Linked DNA regions of Homo sapiens: regions 2 and 3 are each linked to region 1. The links are chromatin loops, found by intact Hi-C in ENCODE. Cell type or tissue: IMR-90. All regions are shown on one strand. Links, peaks and the distances in the headings refer to the core of each region. The heading gives the core; the rest is flanking DNA.

The links. Hi-C counts contacts between places; a loop is a spot of excess contacts. Peaks named below come from ENCODE experiments on the same cell type or tissue, not always from the same donor. Only the 100,000 strongest peaks of a DNase experiment are listed, where the experiment ranks them.
Region 2: a loop joins it to region 1, with 8 times the contacts of the local background. A loop is called at or near these places in 1 of 110 quality-filtered maps.
Region 3: a loop joins it to region 1, with 4 times the contacts of the local background. A loop is called at or near these places in 1 of 110 quality-filtered maps.

The regions. Positions count from the first base shown.
Region 1 is chr12:18,744,946-18,750,442 of GRCh38, forward strand. No RefSeq gene overlaps it. Among named protein-coding and RNA genes, the nearest start is that of CAPZA3, 9.6 kb to the left of the region's middle. In IMR-90, for the core only: no CTCF peak of the experiment used is centred there; a DNase peak (open chromatin) is centred at 3,236; H3K27ac peaks cover 717 bases.
Region 2 is chr12:18,847,020-18,852,516 of GRCh38, forward strand. No RefSeq gene overlaps it. Among named protein-coding and RNA genes, the nearest start is that of CAPZA3, 110 kb to the left of the region's middle. In IMR-90, for the core only: no CTCF peak of the experiment used is centred there; a DNase peak (open chromatin) is centred at 2,272.
Region 3 is chr12:18,380,781-18,386,277 of GRCh38, forward strand. PIK3C2G (phosphatidylinositol-4-phosphate 3-kinase catalytic subunit type 2 gamma) reads left to right here. Exons shown (of 33, transcript NM_001288772.2): 14 at 986-1,100. Among named protein-coding and RNA genes, the nearest start is that of PIK3C2G, 120 kb to the left of the region's middle. In IMR-90, for the core only: no CTCF peak of the experiment used is centred there; a DNase peak (open chromatin) is centred at 2,541; H3K27ac peaks cover 1,776 bases.

The DNA of each region.
Region 1 (5,497 bases), core at 398-5,397:
GTACCATTCAACCCCTCAATCCCATTATTGGGTATATACTCAAACGAATATAAATTGTTCTACCTTAAAGACACATGCACACATATGTTCATTGCAGCACTATTCACAATAGCAAAGTCATAGAATCAACCTAAATGCCCATCAGCAGTAGACTGGATAAAGAAAATGTGGTACATATACACCATATACAGCCATAAAAAAGAACAAGATTATGTCCTTTGCAGCAACATGGATGGAGCTGGAGGCCATAATCCTAAACACACTAACCCAGGAATAGAAAACCAAATACTACATTTTCTCCCATATAAGTGGGATCTAAACATGGAGACAAAGAAAGGAACAACAGACACTGGGGCCTACTTCAGGGTGGAGGGTCAGAGGAGGGGCAGGATTTAAAAATTACCTATCGAGTATTATGCTTATTACCAGAGTGATGAAATAATCTGTACACCAAACACCTGTCACACACAATGCACCTGTGTAAAAAACCTGCATGTGTACCCCTGAACCTACAATCAAAGATTTTAAAAAGTAAAATCATAAAATAAAACAACACAAAATAAAATCCAATAAGTCATTGGATTCCTTTGTTTCTATCCTTGAAAGCATTTTCCATATTTATTCCCTTTGTCATTTATTAATTATCCATTTATTAAAATTCAATTCATTGGGTCTATTTCTATTTTGCAATTTTTAAAATTTATTCTCTTATCCCCTTAATAATCCTTGTTATTTTTCACTTATCAAGTTGTCTAACTGGTCTGTTTTCATTTCTTTTTCTCTTAGTCTCCAACCTATTCTATGAAGTTTTTCCAAATTCATCTTTATAAGCCTCAATTGCTTATTAACTGATATTCCTCACAATCCTGATCAAACACTTTTTACAAATATCTACTAAGTAGGGGATACATTTCAAATTCCCTAGCTTAGCAGTCTAATGTCCTCCATGACCTGAGTGTCCCTATCTTCCAGCATCTTTTCTTTGTCTTTTCTTTTTTCTTTTTTTTTTTTTTTTTTTGTTTGAGATGGAGTCTTGCTCTATCGCCCAGGCTGGAGTGCTGTGGTGGGATCTCGGCTCACTGCAACATCCGCCTCCCAGGTTCAAGTGATTCTCATGCCTTAGTCTCCCAAGTAGCTGAGATTACAGGCATGCGCCACCAGGCCTGGTTATTTTTTCTACGTTTAGTAGAGATGGGGTTTCACCATGTCGGCCAGGCTGGTCTCAAACTCCTGACCTCAGGTGATCCACCCGCCTCGGCCTTGCAAAGTGCTGGGATTACAGGTGTGAGCCACCGTGCCTGGCCTCCAGCATCTTTTTTAAAAAGCCTGTTCTACTGGCCTCACCAGAGGTGCTCTAAATTCCCTAAAAGTGAACACATTTTATCTCTAATTCTGCCTTGGTACTTGTTCACCTTATTTTTGTTTGTTTGTTTTTCAGAGATGGGAACTTGCTATGTTGCCCAGGCTGGTCTTGAACTCCTGGCCTCAAGGGATCCTCTTGCTCTGGCCTCCCAAGTTGCTAGGATTACAGGTGTGAGCCACCGCGCTCAGCCTGTTCACCCTAATTTGAATATTAAATGTGTCTGCGTGTGTTCTGCTTCTGTTAATAAACTAAAGGAGGAATTTTTTTTTTCATTCTTAGGTAATATAGTGGAAATCTATGAAACACTGTGTCAGACTACATAAGTTCAAGTCTTTATTCTACCAATTACTATCTTTGTAATTTTAGGCATAGTTAAAACATATGATTTGTTTGATACTCAATTGTTCCATCTGTTAAATGGGGAAGATTTTTGCAACGTTAAAATTAGATAGTGAGTTAATTGTACAGCACTTTGCAGCTGCAAATCTGCAGCACCTCGTATGGTGTTTACATATATTTCATGAGCAGTAAATGATTGGTGAATGAGTAAATGTCCAAAAGAAGAGAACGTCCATCAGTCTCACAGGTTGGCCAGAGCTGGACAGGCAATATTTCCCAGTGATAAGAGAAAGCTTCTGAGAGCATCATTCCCCAGTCCAGCCAAGCTCTCTACCTTTCAGAAATTCCAATTTACAGATACCTCTGGGTTGGATGTACAGATTTGCAATTAAAAAGTGTTTCATGGTACCTGGCACATAATGAGAATATATAATTTCCTCACTCTGTTATTTCCCTGACAATTCACTCCTGATGTCTTATTACAAGCCAAGTGGACATAGATTCTTTAAAAAGGTGCCGGGGGCAAGATTTGTCTTCCAAATTCAGTAAATCTGGATCCCAACAGGAAACAGATGGACAAATACCAATCTAATAATTCAAAGAAGGTATAATGAAAGAATTATCAACAAAGATGTGGAAACACATGGAGTGGTAAAGTAACATGAAAGCAGTTCATATCTTTAGGCCTAGGTTAGGGAGTGGTCACTGGAGCCTGGAAGGAGGAGTCTATTTATTGGGCCACCATAAGAAGGGGTGTAAACTTCTGTGGAACGACACTGACAGTCTAAAGACATTGCTCAGGGAAAAAGCTAACAGCATAAATGTTCTCCTCCTTTCTCCAGTCTCCGTCAGGGCTCTCTAGCTAACTCAATCTACAAACGGAGGACAGACAAGAGAGCCCATGAATATAGTCCATACACATCAGCCTCCACAGGTTAACAATAGGGTGGTGAAGGGAAGAAAGTAAGACTGGAAGAGCAAATAGGAGATATCAAACATCCATTCATCTGAATGCTATTTCTGACACCTTACAGAGCTTCATTTTGATAAGATGAGCATCTGGCATTCACTAAAGATATTTTATCCTTTTGTTCATTTGGAAATGCCATTTGTTTAAGTAAATAAATATATTTTGTATCACTACATAAAAGATGTGTTTGGAAGCTTTTCAAGTAACTGTTCTGTATATTTTAGTCCATTTTAATTCCCCTGAAAAGGACAACCTCTTCTAGGTTATAAATGCAACAGCTTTCCTGAATTAATTTTGTTACACAAATATAATTCTTACCATACTGTTCTTATCTCCCTAGTCACTTTTCATTCTTATTTTAGAATATGTAAAGTGCCCTTGCTTTGCAAACACCATGTTCAGACTCCAAACTCATGCAAATAAAGAAGAATTTGTGGTGCGAATAGGATTTGCTAATTGGACAGATTTATTTTCTTCATTCCCTGGGAATGTGATCTGTGACCCTAATGGCATGCAAATGTAGCCTAAATTCAGAGGCAGTTGTGGCATGAGAGAGTGAGTTAACTTATTGGTATGTAAGACTGCTTTCTTATCAAACCTGGGAAAACCACTCAGCTAGGCAGCCAACAGGCTGATCTCAACACTGTGATTTGCAAACACAGTGACAGTGAAGTATCATATAAGGCTTATTACTGAAGATACTGGAAAATTCTATATACATTATATGTTTTTTAGCAGGGATATTGGAATAATTTCTCAATGCTTCCTAATAAATATTTTGCGCATTCACCTCAGTATTTCATTTTATACCTCATTTTTGGATAAAGTCTCCTTCTACAAAGAATTTTCCTTTTCTTTGGGAATTTCCTTATGACTAATTCCATTCTTGCCTTGAAAAATTCATGTTGAAGACTTCTGCTGATGAGCCATGTATAAGCTTGAAAACAGTTTGAAGACTTTAATAGTTTTGTGTTTTGTTTTTTTCTTTCTTAACTAAAAGACAATAGCCACCATACAGTTTTGTTTCTTCATTTATAGTTCGGGAAACTGAAACAAGGCCCAGATAATTTGAGTGCTTTTTTAAAACAATCATGCAACTTTAATCAATACTATAGTCCTGGCCCAGCATTATATTCACATTTTGTTCCATTTCCTCTATTATTACTAAGCCCATCAGGCAGATCTTAGGAGGGTTTAGACATGTGAGGGTTTGGACACAAAGGATATGGTTGAGCCAACACCTAATTTCAGAGAAGATGCTTGGAAAGAGCTTCTCACATTTCCATCATTATGGGGCAGCCCAGCTGTGCATTATGGCAGAAGTAGAATTGGATGTCAATTTTTTTCCCCTGTACCTTCTGATAATTGGAGGAACTTGCCCTAAGAAAGAAAGTCTCAACAGCTCCATTCTCATTTCTATTTCCAAGTTGCCGACAAGTGGGTGGTACTTTAAAAGAAAATAATCTACAATTTCTTAGTAAATCAAGGTAACTGTAATGCTCTCATAAGTTGTAACAAATCTTTGAAAAATATCTTCATATGGCTGATGAAGGGTAAAATTACTGAGACCTTGAGTGGGACGCTATAAAGAAGAGAAGTAAATCTTACCCTTCTTTCTTCTAGCAGTATACACACACTTTGACACAAGAAACTGTTCAAATCAACCAGAAAATAGCAATCTTAATACAAAAAATGGGTGAAGTATATAAAAACTTATAGAACAGAAAACCCAGAAGAACTAAGAAAAAAAGCATATGAAATCATCAAAGAAATGCAAATTAAAACTGCAATTAGTTTTATATCACACTTTTAAAAAGGCAAAAATTAGAAGCCAGTTTAGGTAAATTCTGGTTAGAGGGTGTGTGTGTGTGCGTGTGTGTGTGTGTGTGTGTGTTTAGAAGTCTCATACATTGCTAGTGGGAAGGTAGACAAGGGCTGCTGTCAGCCATGTGGCACTATTTAGTCAAATTAATCGCAGGCATGCCCTATGACTTAGCAATTCCATTCCTGGGTCTATTTTTTTCCAAAATGCTCACACTGCTCTGGAAGAAAACATGTGCAAGGATGTTCACTGCAGTGGCAGGAAGTTAGTTGCAATTTCGATGAATGAAAAGGTAAAGGTGGCAGATACACACCAAGGAGTACCAGGGACAGCTGCAAGTAATGGAGTAGACATACCCAGAGCAACATGAGTGGATCTTAAAAGCACACAGCTGGGTAACAAAGAGTAAGACACAGTGCGATTTATATCACAATAACAAATGCAAAAATTGAAAGGAGATGCTTACAAATTGCAGTATACATTTTTCAAGAACACATGCTCTTTTAAAAAAAAAATACACATTAAATGTATTAGAATGGTTGCCTGTGCAGAGAGGAGAAAAGAAATGAGCTATGGGGAATAAAAGAAAACAGGTGAATAAAAAAAGCTAAAACAAGGGAAATAAGAAAGCAAACCAAAAATAAACAACCAGAACCACAAAAGGAGGAAACTAAAGGGAAAACAAACAGAAGTAAAAAATTGTTTTATTTATTCAGAAGCAGCATGAGGTTAAAGCTGCCAAAGCTAAACTGAAATATGTCCCCACATTTTCCCTCTCCTCCGCTTGTGTCAGGGAGAGAGCACCACACTTCAACCTTGCCTTATGTAACTGTGAGTGGTCTGTTGTAATCAGATGAGGCTGAGTGCTGGGCAAGGGTGTGCTCTGAGCAAAGCAAGAAATGCCACTCATCTGGCTGGGGTTGAATTTCTCAAGACAAACACAAACTGGGATTGGAAAAAACAGATTATCTCTGTTTTCACCTAGGAGGTGATTGGAAAAAGT
Region 2 (5,497 bases), core at 114-5,113, 100 kb after region 1:
TAATGTCACTCTCTGTGGGCTTTGCCTTCTGCCTCATCTTGTTCAACAATTTTATCAATGACTTGAATGAGGACAGGAAACATATGTGTATTATATTTGCACCTGATAAAAAGCTTAGAAGGGTAAGGAATATGTTGGATGACAATATGCCAGTATCATGAATCAAAAAGATCTTGACAGGCTAGAAAGATAGGCCAAATCTAACAAGATGGAATTTAATCAGGATAAATATAAGGCCATTACAACAACAAAAAACAAAGAAACAAAAGAAGCATGCTATTTAGGTACAGGCTGAGGGAGCTGTGGCTTAAAGGCAGCAGGTGAAATGATGACTGAGGAATTTAGTTGAGTTCACAGAAATCTTCACAGTATTGTGAATTGTCATTAAGAGCTTGTTCTTTAGCATCAAAAGGATGGGGAGTTAAAGTCCTGAATCTGACACTTATTCAAGATTAATCTTGGTAAATTACTTAATCGCTCCACACCTCAGTTTCCTTATATATAAAATGACATTGATAATAGTAAAATCTTCAACATGAAGTCTATGTTACTTTTTTATGTAAGCGCTGAGCCTTAATTCTTGAATAGTTCATTACTGAACATTTCCTTGAATATAACTTCCTTTTCCCATCTTTCAGTGGGAGAAGAGATAGAAAGGAAGACATGAGGAGGTAAAGGGGAAGTAGAAAAGAAAACAGAGATGAAAGAAATTAACCAATGTTTATTGAGCAACTACTTTGGTCCAGGTACACTGTGAGACACTCTATATATGTGAAGTCATTTAATTCTCATAGCAAAATGTAACAAAGATATAATCTCCATGTTAGACATGAGAAAACTGAGGGTTAGAAAGAATAGTTTCCCCAAAGTCAAAAGACAGAAAATAGCAAAATTGGACTTTGAACCCAGGTATGCACTCTGAGACCAAGATTCTCACCTCCACCTTCCATTCACCTCAGGAAAGAGTCCTTTGTGGTCTCTTAAATGACAGGTATCCTCCACATTCCCTCACTCTATCTGTATGGTCTAAAATTCAACTTGAAATATTATTCTATTACCACATTTATATTAATGTTATTTGGTTTGGTCAATCTGTGAGAATGTATTTTAACACATTAAGTTATGTCTATGACTCAACATGCCTAAATAAATTCAGTAGACACAATAACATTCTTGATAGTCATCCCATTTCTTTAATAGTAACCCTTCCCATTACTGGTTCCTAAAAAGTTTTCTTCCATGGGCCTCTTTATGTAATTTTGCTTTTTTTGTATTTTTATTTAAGTCATTCCTTCTTCTTATTTTCCACCAACGGCACATAAGCAAACCATGAAGCAAGCCAGCAGCAGTGGCAGCAGAACTACTTATTATATAAACTGAAAGAAATAAATTTATTCCACCTAATAAAAAATGCAATGCTATGCACTTGTAGGTTATCACCTATACCAAAGTAATTTGGAAAGAGGCCAGCAGGGACACATAGCTACAGGGAGAACATTATATTCCTCCCACTGTCAAAGTCCCATGCTACCCACACGCTTCCATCCTTCAAAACTAAAGTCAAACATCACATTTCCTGTGAAGTTCTGCCTGACCACATCTCCACCCCAGGTGAGAGTTGATCACACTTTCCTTTGCTCCATATCTTTAATATTTCTTATAGAGCACTCGGTATACTGAACTGCAAAAATTTGCTGATAAAACAAGATGTTAAATTATAAATTTAAATGAAGGAATCAACACAATAGATATTACATTCCAAAGGAGGTGCTAGACCATTTGCAGAATTTTAAAAATAGATAATTAGAATAGTTAAACAATACCTGAATCCCTCATCCACCTTGAAATTATAGAAAAAATGAAAATTGAGATAAAGGATGGATTTCTAATTAGGTTTCTTTCTTCTAAGACTCTACTTAAGAGTCCCATCCTCCTTGGAGATACAGGAGCTCTCAAGCCTAATAAGGGAGCACCAATGAGTCTGCTTTTGAAGCTTAGCATGTGAACCTCGAAGCTAGGAGGAACACAGGGGAATAGTATCTGACTCCCACCCAAGAAATCTGGAGGCAGTAGAAATGGGCTAATGAGCTGCAATTATCTCAGAGCATTGGAGTGTTGCTGCCACGTATAAGAAACAGTTTGCAATAGCAAAGTATGCTGAGGCAAGGCATTTTCCAGCCTATGACATTCTGCCTTTGAAGTCTACTCTATGGAAAATGTTCTTTTTAAGCTTGTCAATGACTACCTCCTTCTGAGAAAGTCAATAAACTCTTCTAAATCCTTGTGATGACTCAACAGCTCTGAATGAGTTAGTGTATGCTTTCGTATTCAAACTTTCACCTTCCTTGGTTTCTGTGATCATTCAATAAGGTATTACGCAAAGACCATAGGCTTTGAAGTCAAACAGACGTAAGTTTGATTTAATATAATCAATGGGTGCTTATTGAATGCACAGTGTGTACCAGGAACCAAACTAGGTTCTGAGGATCAATGTTAAACAAAGCAGACATGGAACAATGTTAGACACAGAACAACATGCCCTTACTACGCTTAATATTTTACCCAGCTATGCCACTTTCCAGCTATATTACCTTGGGAAAATTTGTTAAATTATCTGTGCATAAGCTTTCTCATCTAATAAAGGAGAATAATATTACCTATTTCATGGGCTTTGTTATGAGGATTAAATGGGGCAAATTAAGTAAATTGCCTATCAATCTCTAACAGACACATAATAGTCATTCAATAAATGTCCAAGCATTTCACCTTCCCACACTCTCCTTACCACCTCATCTATTCCCTGCATATTCTTATATCTCCTACTGCTTTTGCTCCACTTATTCTTTAATTATCTCAGTCCTGCCCTAGTCAGCAGATATGAAATGCCTGCATTCCCCAAAGGTTTCCCAGCTCTGTCTTTCCTCATTCTTTACTTTCTCCCTAAGGAAACTTATTCACTCCCTTGGCATCAGCTACCACTTCTAAGCAATTCCTGCTTCAAGCTATGTCTTCAAATGTGATCCCTACTTCCTATCTCACATTCCCATGATGTCTCTATCTCAGCATGTGAAAAAATAAATTCACCATACTCACCTGAAATCTACTTCATCGTTTATGCCATTGATATTAATTAAACTCATTTAAACAAACATTTATTAGGCACCCATTATACACAAGCAACTTTTCTGGGGCTGGGGACTCTTCTTTCACTATCTGAGATCAAATAGACTCAAATAAATTAAGATAGGGTCAGTATTCTATATTAGCTGAACTCCCACTATTTGCTGTCAAGAATTCACGAACAGGCCAGGTGCTGTGGCTCACTCCTGTAATCCCAGCACCTTGGGAGGCCGAGGGGGGTGAATCACTTGAGGTTAGGAGTTCCAGGCCAGCCTGGCCAAAATGGTGAAACCCAGTCTCTACTAAAAATACAAAAATTAACTGTGCATGGTGGCACACAGCTATAGTCCCAGCTACTCAGGAGGCTGAGGCAGGAGACTCGCTTGAACCTAGGAGATGGAGGTTGCACTGAGCCAAGATTGTGCCACTGCACTCCAGCCTGGGTGACAGGAAGAGACTCTGTCTCAAAAAAAAAAAAAAAAAAAAAAAAAACAAAAAAAAAAACACACACAAAACAAAAAAAAAACAAAGAAAAAACTCAAGAACAAATAAGATTTGATTAGCAGGGGATACTTGAATCTACAAAGCATTGTAGCTTACACATAGTAGGTGGTCAGTGAATGCTTATTTAGCTAAATTCAATTTAAATTAATGGTATAAACAGAAGAAGAAAGTCTTAAAGATGTCATGCCAGGAGTGGTTAATAATCCAGGAGCATAGTTTGAGCATAAAGTGAGTAATTGGCGGTAAATTTGAAAAAGTATTTTGAGATCAACTTTGGAAGTCTTTAATAGAAAGACAAGTGGTTTGATGTTTATCTAACAAGATTAAGTAATGAACAATAAGATTAACTAATGAACAAAGTCATCTAAGAAATGACATTTGTCTAATAAATCTCCTGTAATAAAAAACCACTAAAAGCTTTAGAGTAAGTGAAAAACACTATAACAACTATTAAGATTTTTCTGTGGGCAACATGAACTTGAGAAACAAGAGTAGAGAAATGACTTCAAGTGCTATTGCAAGGAAAATATATATGGAAAGAAAGAGTTGTATGCAGATGTTTTCAGCAGGCTTTTTCATTGTAGACAAAGAATGGAAACAACCAAATATCCATCAATTGGTCAATAGATAGACAAATTGTGATACAACTCTTATGATAGAATGCTATTCAGCCATAAAAAGGAATGAACTACATGCAACAATACAAATGAACCTCAAAAGCATTCCACTAAGTGAAAGTAGCTTCGTACAAAAGTGTGTATACAGAACAATTCCACTTATGTGACATTCTGTAAAAGACAAAATCATAGGGACAGGAAACAGATTGGCAGTTGCCAGCGGCTAAAGGTTTAGGACAGGAAGTAACTGCAAATTGCCACAAGGAAACATTTTGGGGCGATAGAAATATTTTGTATCTTGATCATGGTGGTAGTAACATGACTGTATATGCATTTGTCAAAACTCATTAAATTCCACACTTAAAAGAGTGAATTTTATTGTATGTAAATTACACCCAGGTGAACCTAACTTTTAAAAAATGCTTTTGCATTAATTCTTGCAGATCATTAAAAAAGATCCAAATTACATCTGATACCAGTGTCAATGGAAATTGAGAGAATGATTCCAAAGTACATCAAAAAGGAAAAAATGATAGATGTCAGCAATTACTCACATGCAAAATTAAGGGAGAAACTTTATTCTGAAAGCATGGTAGAATCACTAAAAGAAATAAAGACTCCAAGTTGAAAAGTCTAACAGGCAGTGAGAAACATAAGATAGCAGCTTTAAAAAAAAGGCTGAGTTAGAAATCAGAGATTTCTAAATAGTCTGTATAGTTTACATTTCTACCTATCTGACTAGGTGACACTGCTATGTAAATGTTGAATAAAAGATGCATTGTGGCCATCCACAATTAGACTGCAGGATGGAAAACAGGAAACATCCAAAGAATAGAAAACTTTAGAAAAGGGGCACTGACAATCTTTAATGTTTCAGAGTAGTCAAAAATTTTAAACCAAACAGATATTCAGTGTGGATTTTGGAGCCATTGGGTGACTTTTCTCAGGCTCAGAACACAATACCTCAAAGTATAGTACCTTGACATGTGAGTATTTTTGAGCTGAAGAGAACAGGAGGGTCTCAGAAGCAAGAAGGTGTCTCTGACTTTCTGCCCTCTTGTCTCCCTCTTTGCTCTCTCTTCCCCAAAACAATAAAACTTAGAAAGGTCACTCTCTGACCTACCTCCCCTAAAAGTAGCTCATAAGACACTCACATGTCAGGTGTTCTGCCCTAAGCTCATAGAGAAAAAATGCTACACAGAGAAGCCAAGAAGAACTTGAGTGAACAGGTCTTGCTAAGTTCCCTCAAGTTTATT
Region 3 (5,497 bases), core at 110-5,109, 360 kb before region 1:
GAGGCAGTCTTCAGAAAGCTAAAGGTCTAAAGAAAGCTTTATTTGTTGAATTTTTTCCTCATGCTTTGCATAAGATCTGTTAAATGGCAAGATGGAATTGTATATTGCTTTTAGAAAAGCTCACTGGATGCATTAAAGTTCTTTATAAACTTAAATTTAATTTTGTTGACTTTCAGTTTTGCACTTTCAAGTTGGCATATTAAAATCCAACACTGTTTTCTGTGATCACTGGAACATTTTACTGATATTCTGACTCATATACCTAGCCAGGTACAACTTCTTTTTTAATTCACATAAGGATCTGTGGATTTGGATGTTACTGAAGCTGTTAAAACCATCCACAAACTCTTCCCTGTTTAAAGCCTTTCCTGTATGCACTCTCATTTACTATGGTAATTTACCACCGATTTTTAAACATTTAGAATATGAATAATCTTTCTATTTATGCATAAGGAAGCGTTTCCTCCGTGAAGCCCCACAACTATTTTTATTCTGCAGATCATATGCTATGCTAATTTAAATCTTTTTTTTTTTAATAAATTTAGAACTTGTATCTTTAAAGTTTCCCAGGGGATTTAGTCACTCCATGGAGCAAAATATGTTCTGAAGAGTTGACATCTTTATTGATTTAAGGCAGTTGTAACTCCAATAATATAAATCTGAAATTCTTAGTCCCACTTTATAATCACCATTGATGGCAATTAAAAATAAATGCTACCCATTAGAAACCACTGTGGGCAAATAATTTTCTCATGTGCAAAATAAATGTAGGCATTTATGAAAATAGCCAAGCATGTGGTATATTAGAAACGAACTGTTAATCAGTGTCTAGGCTGGTGGACTATCTCATTTCTTTTCTAGCAACTGAATAAAGCCCCTGTAAGAGCGGATTATGTTTATATTCCAAAAGAAAACATTTACAGATAATTATAACTTCCCTCATGAAGTGACTCCTGTCTGTGTGTGTGTGTGTTGTCTTTTGCAGAAAATCCATTCTCGGGTCTATGCTGTTCAGCATGACATTACAGAGTGAGCCTCCCGTAGAAATGATAACTCCAGGAGTGTGGGATGTAAGTCAGCCATCCCCGGTGACCCTGCAGGTAAGTGCCAGGCTAAAAGATTAAAGTACACATGGCAAGTATTGGTTGATACGTAGTTTGTTGTCAATTATAGAAACAATTTCTTCCAGGATCACACATTTTAATAGCCTTCTCTGCCTCCAGCCTTCTGGGATTTGTGAAACCTCTACTGCTTTTATGTACAGTACTCTCAAAGCACTTTTCTCCCAGCTTATATAATGGCAATTTCAAACCATTCTCCATCCTACAAGGTCATGTTGGAGAACTATGGAGTGTTGCCATTAGTATACTCATTATGGGCATTCATTTTCTTTCTATTGTCTAAAAACAGTCATTGGTATGTATTATTAACTTGGTATCCTACTCACACCTGCCTCTGCTTTGTGTCATATTTCTTTAAAATCTCTTCTGTTATATGTTTCTTAAAATGACTAGCAATTAACTGAGTAGTAGAAAAAAAACTGCAAAGTAATTATCCTTCTTTTTTTCTTAAAGTCTCTCTACTCTGTGTGATTAGTGATCATAAAAGAAAGGTGGTAAATGACTTCAGCCTTTGGTCCTTACTGCTGACAGCTCCTTATGGGTTCCTGATTGTAGTTTGTCAGGTTGGTTGGAAACGTGAGGCATGCACAGTCTCATACACGGAAATTCATGGAATATGAACTTTTCATCTCTATAGGAAAAATTAGAAAATGCTCTCTGGGCAGCACCCTCTAGAACAGAGTTTTTCAGCTTTACCAGTGTTGACATTCTGGACAAGAGAATGCTTTGTGGTGGGGGCTGCTCTGTGTATTTCAGGATGTTTAGCAACATCCCCGGCTTCTTTCCACTAGATGCCTGAGGCACTTTCTCATTCTGAAAATCAAAGAATGTCTCCAGATATTGTCAAATGTGATTTGAGAAAAGGATTTCCTCAGCTGACATCACTGCTCTAGAAGAAGTCAGTAGAGTCTCCAGGCTCTTAAGTTTCCAGGCTTGTGGTGAGGGGTTTGGGACATAGAGTTGAGAAAGATGCGCAGAAAAATATTTAACATGGAAAGGAAAAATTAATGCTACTAAAATATGGCATCACACTCTTGCAGAGGAAGATTCGACCACGTGACACCTAAAGGTCCACTTCTAATCTGTGGACATGTTAAAAAAGAATGCTTATTCAGATTAGATCTTGGCACAATATCATAGACACTCCACACACGATATCTTATCAATTAGCACTTGTTCTGTTTTAAAAGAACAAAAAGATAAATATATCCATGAATAAAGAGGAGAGACTCATCACAAACCCGGTAAACATATTCTACTAATGAAGAAAAATAGCAAAATGCCAGAGGTTCAATTCAATCACATTTGATTCATGTTTTACATATGACTACTATGCTCCAAACATTATGGTAAACACTCTTACAAAAATGAGCGAATATGTAATACTAAGCCAGGAATTCAAGGAATGCAAAATCCAGCTGGAGAGACAGACTTTCGCAACTCACTCTGATGTAATGTGACAGATACTATAGCCATTGTAGGGACACTAACACAGCGAGAATAGCAATGAATATTTCTGAGGGAAAGTAAAGAAATGTAAAAAGTCTGGGGACAGACACCCAGAGGACATGACATTTGAATGCCCTTTCTAGAATGAGTAAATTCTCACTAACGAGTTTAAGTGGGAAGGATTATCCAGTCATAAAGGAATGCACAATGCAAACACACAGATTCAGAAAAGAGTTGGCAGTTTCAAAATATGGCAAGTTAGTTAAGATTAAAGAATAAATTATGTGAGGAACAGTGGTAAAAAGTGGAAAATCTTTAGGGCACTAGATTGTGTACCAGGTTTGGACATGATTATCTGGGCAGTAAGTCATAAAAAGTAGTTCCAGCAATGTTGTAGAAAATGCCTTAAAAAAACAGGAAGATCGGATATGTGAACACTTGTTTTGGTTTGGGTTTGGGTGTTTTTTTTTTGAGACAGAGGCTCACTCTGTCACCGAGGCTGGAGTGTAATGGAATAAACATAGCTCACTGCAGCCTCCACCTTCTGGGGTCCAATGATCCTGTCATCTTAGCCTCCCAAGTAGCTGGAACCACAAGTGCATGCCACCTTGCCCTGTTATTTTTATTATTATTATTATTTTTTTTTTTTTTGTAGAGATGGGAGTCTCACTATGTTGCTCATGCTGGTCTTGAACTCCTGACCTCAAGCAATCCTCCTGCCCCAGCATCCCAACGAGCTGGGATTACAGGCGTGAGCCACTGCACCCAGCCTGGACATTTATTAGAAGAATATTTTAGTGATCTAAGTTAAGGATCATAGGGCCAAAAACTAAGAAAAAACAATTAAGTGGTAGATTTTAGAAACTTTTTTTAAACAGAAAGGGGTGCAACCATATGAAGGAAATATATAGGGAAACAGAGACAGAAACTTGAGTTCCTGAGTTCATAGCAATATCTTCAGTTTTAAGAATGAACACAGAGAAAAGATAGACAGTCTTCAACAGAGTAATATGAAGAACTCAGTTTGAGATACCTTGCATTTTATATAGGCCTGTGGGGTGTGTAAGTGTAGATATAAGTGATCTTTCTTTAAGAAGACAAATGTATTTTCTATCAAACTATTTCTTGACAGGTCCAAACCACCTTAGCTTAATGAAAATTTTCAAGTATGACCATTGTCAGAGTTTTGTGGATATAAATTCATGATTTTAAGGTTCTATGGGGCAGAGAAGAGTGATGGTGGTAGAAGAAGGAGAAGAAGGTCTATCAGATGAGACTATCCTTGATTCTTCTCAGATGAGGTAAATAGTTCCTTTATCAACATAGATTTTAGCAAGTGGAATTTGAAGGAAAACTTCAAATATTCAATAGTGGCACCGATTTCCACGTAAAGATCTGGATCCATAATAGAATTCATCTTAGAAATAAGTGGAAGAGGGGCATGTAAATCATTCCACAGTATGCGAAAGTTAAACCATCCCATTTTTACAAAATAATTTCAAATTGTATAGACACATGAAAAGCCTCTCAGCATGATTTTAATTGGTGATGCAATATATAAAATAAGAGTTATTAAGGTAGTAAAGGCAAAACCTTTAATAGTATCAGTTTAATTAAATAGTCAGCTAAATTTAGAGCAGAATCTTTCAACCTAAAGATTATGAGATGGTGAAATTACAACCAAGTTCTGCATCCAGTGTTTCGTTAGGGAGTTAGTATGAGTCTCGGGGAAAGACATCTGGCTGAGTTAGAAAATCTGGATTCTAGTCTTCCTTTTACAGAAAACTTTATGACCTTGAACAAGTCACCTAACCTATTTTATCCTCTGCATAATGAAAAGATTATACTAAGCCTACCTGACTTCACTTTTCCGATTGTCCTCATTAGATGGTGGTTACTGCCACACTGCAGCCACTCCAGTATGACAAGGGATGTAATATGACACAGATGTGATCACTTCCAGGCAATACTTTTTTCAGGTCCTATGGTTGATTGATGTGCCGACCGGAAGCAGTCGACAGAGTGAAATAGATTTTAGTTCAGAAGTGGAGGCAGATAATACATAAGTTACTGCTTGACTCACTTAGCCTGGGTCTCCTTCAACTTCCTGCCTCTCCCCGAATGCAATCTAGTGGAACAGCTCTGTCACATATTTAAGCACGAAATGCAGAGCTGTTTCATAGAATTCATGCGGTTCTTGTTCTAGTCTATGTTTCTTTATTATTATTATTATTTGGAGATGAATTCTCACTCTGTCGCCCAGGCTGGAGTGCAGTGGCGCGATCTCGGCTCACTGCAACCTCCTCCTCCCAGGCTCAAGCAATTCTCCTGCCTCAGCCTCCCAAGTAGCTGGGATTACAGGTGTGCGCCACCATGCCCAGCTAATTTTTGTATCTTAGTAGATACGGTTTCACCATGATGGCCAAGTTGGTTTCGAACTCCTGACCTCAGGTAATCCACCTATCTCGGACCCCCAAAGTGCTGGGATCTATGTTTCTCTACTTCCTCACCTCCCCGTTTGTATCTACAATCACTGTATTCTGGCTTGCCACCACTCTTAACTGTGGTTAGGTACCTGCTAGTTCCTAGGTGCCAAACCCAGTGATGGTTTTCAGTCCTCATCAGGCTAGCCCTCCCTCTGCTCTTCTTGGCACTGTCTGTCTCTTCCCCATAACTGAACTCCCTCCTCTTCTTCAAAGAGACTGAACTTTCTCCCTCCTCCTTCCACAGAACCAAACCCCCTCCTCCTCTGGCTTTGGTGTTACTGCCCTCGGTTATCTCCTTCCACTGCTCTCTGATCATCCTTTGTCTCCTTCCCAGGCTCTCACCAAAGACAATTCTCAAAGGTTCCAGTCTGCAGCCCGCTGCCGTGCACAGTGGACATATTCTCCCTGGATGCTCTCATTCATTTAGTTTCTTTTAAAAAA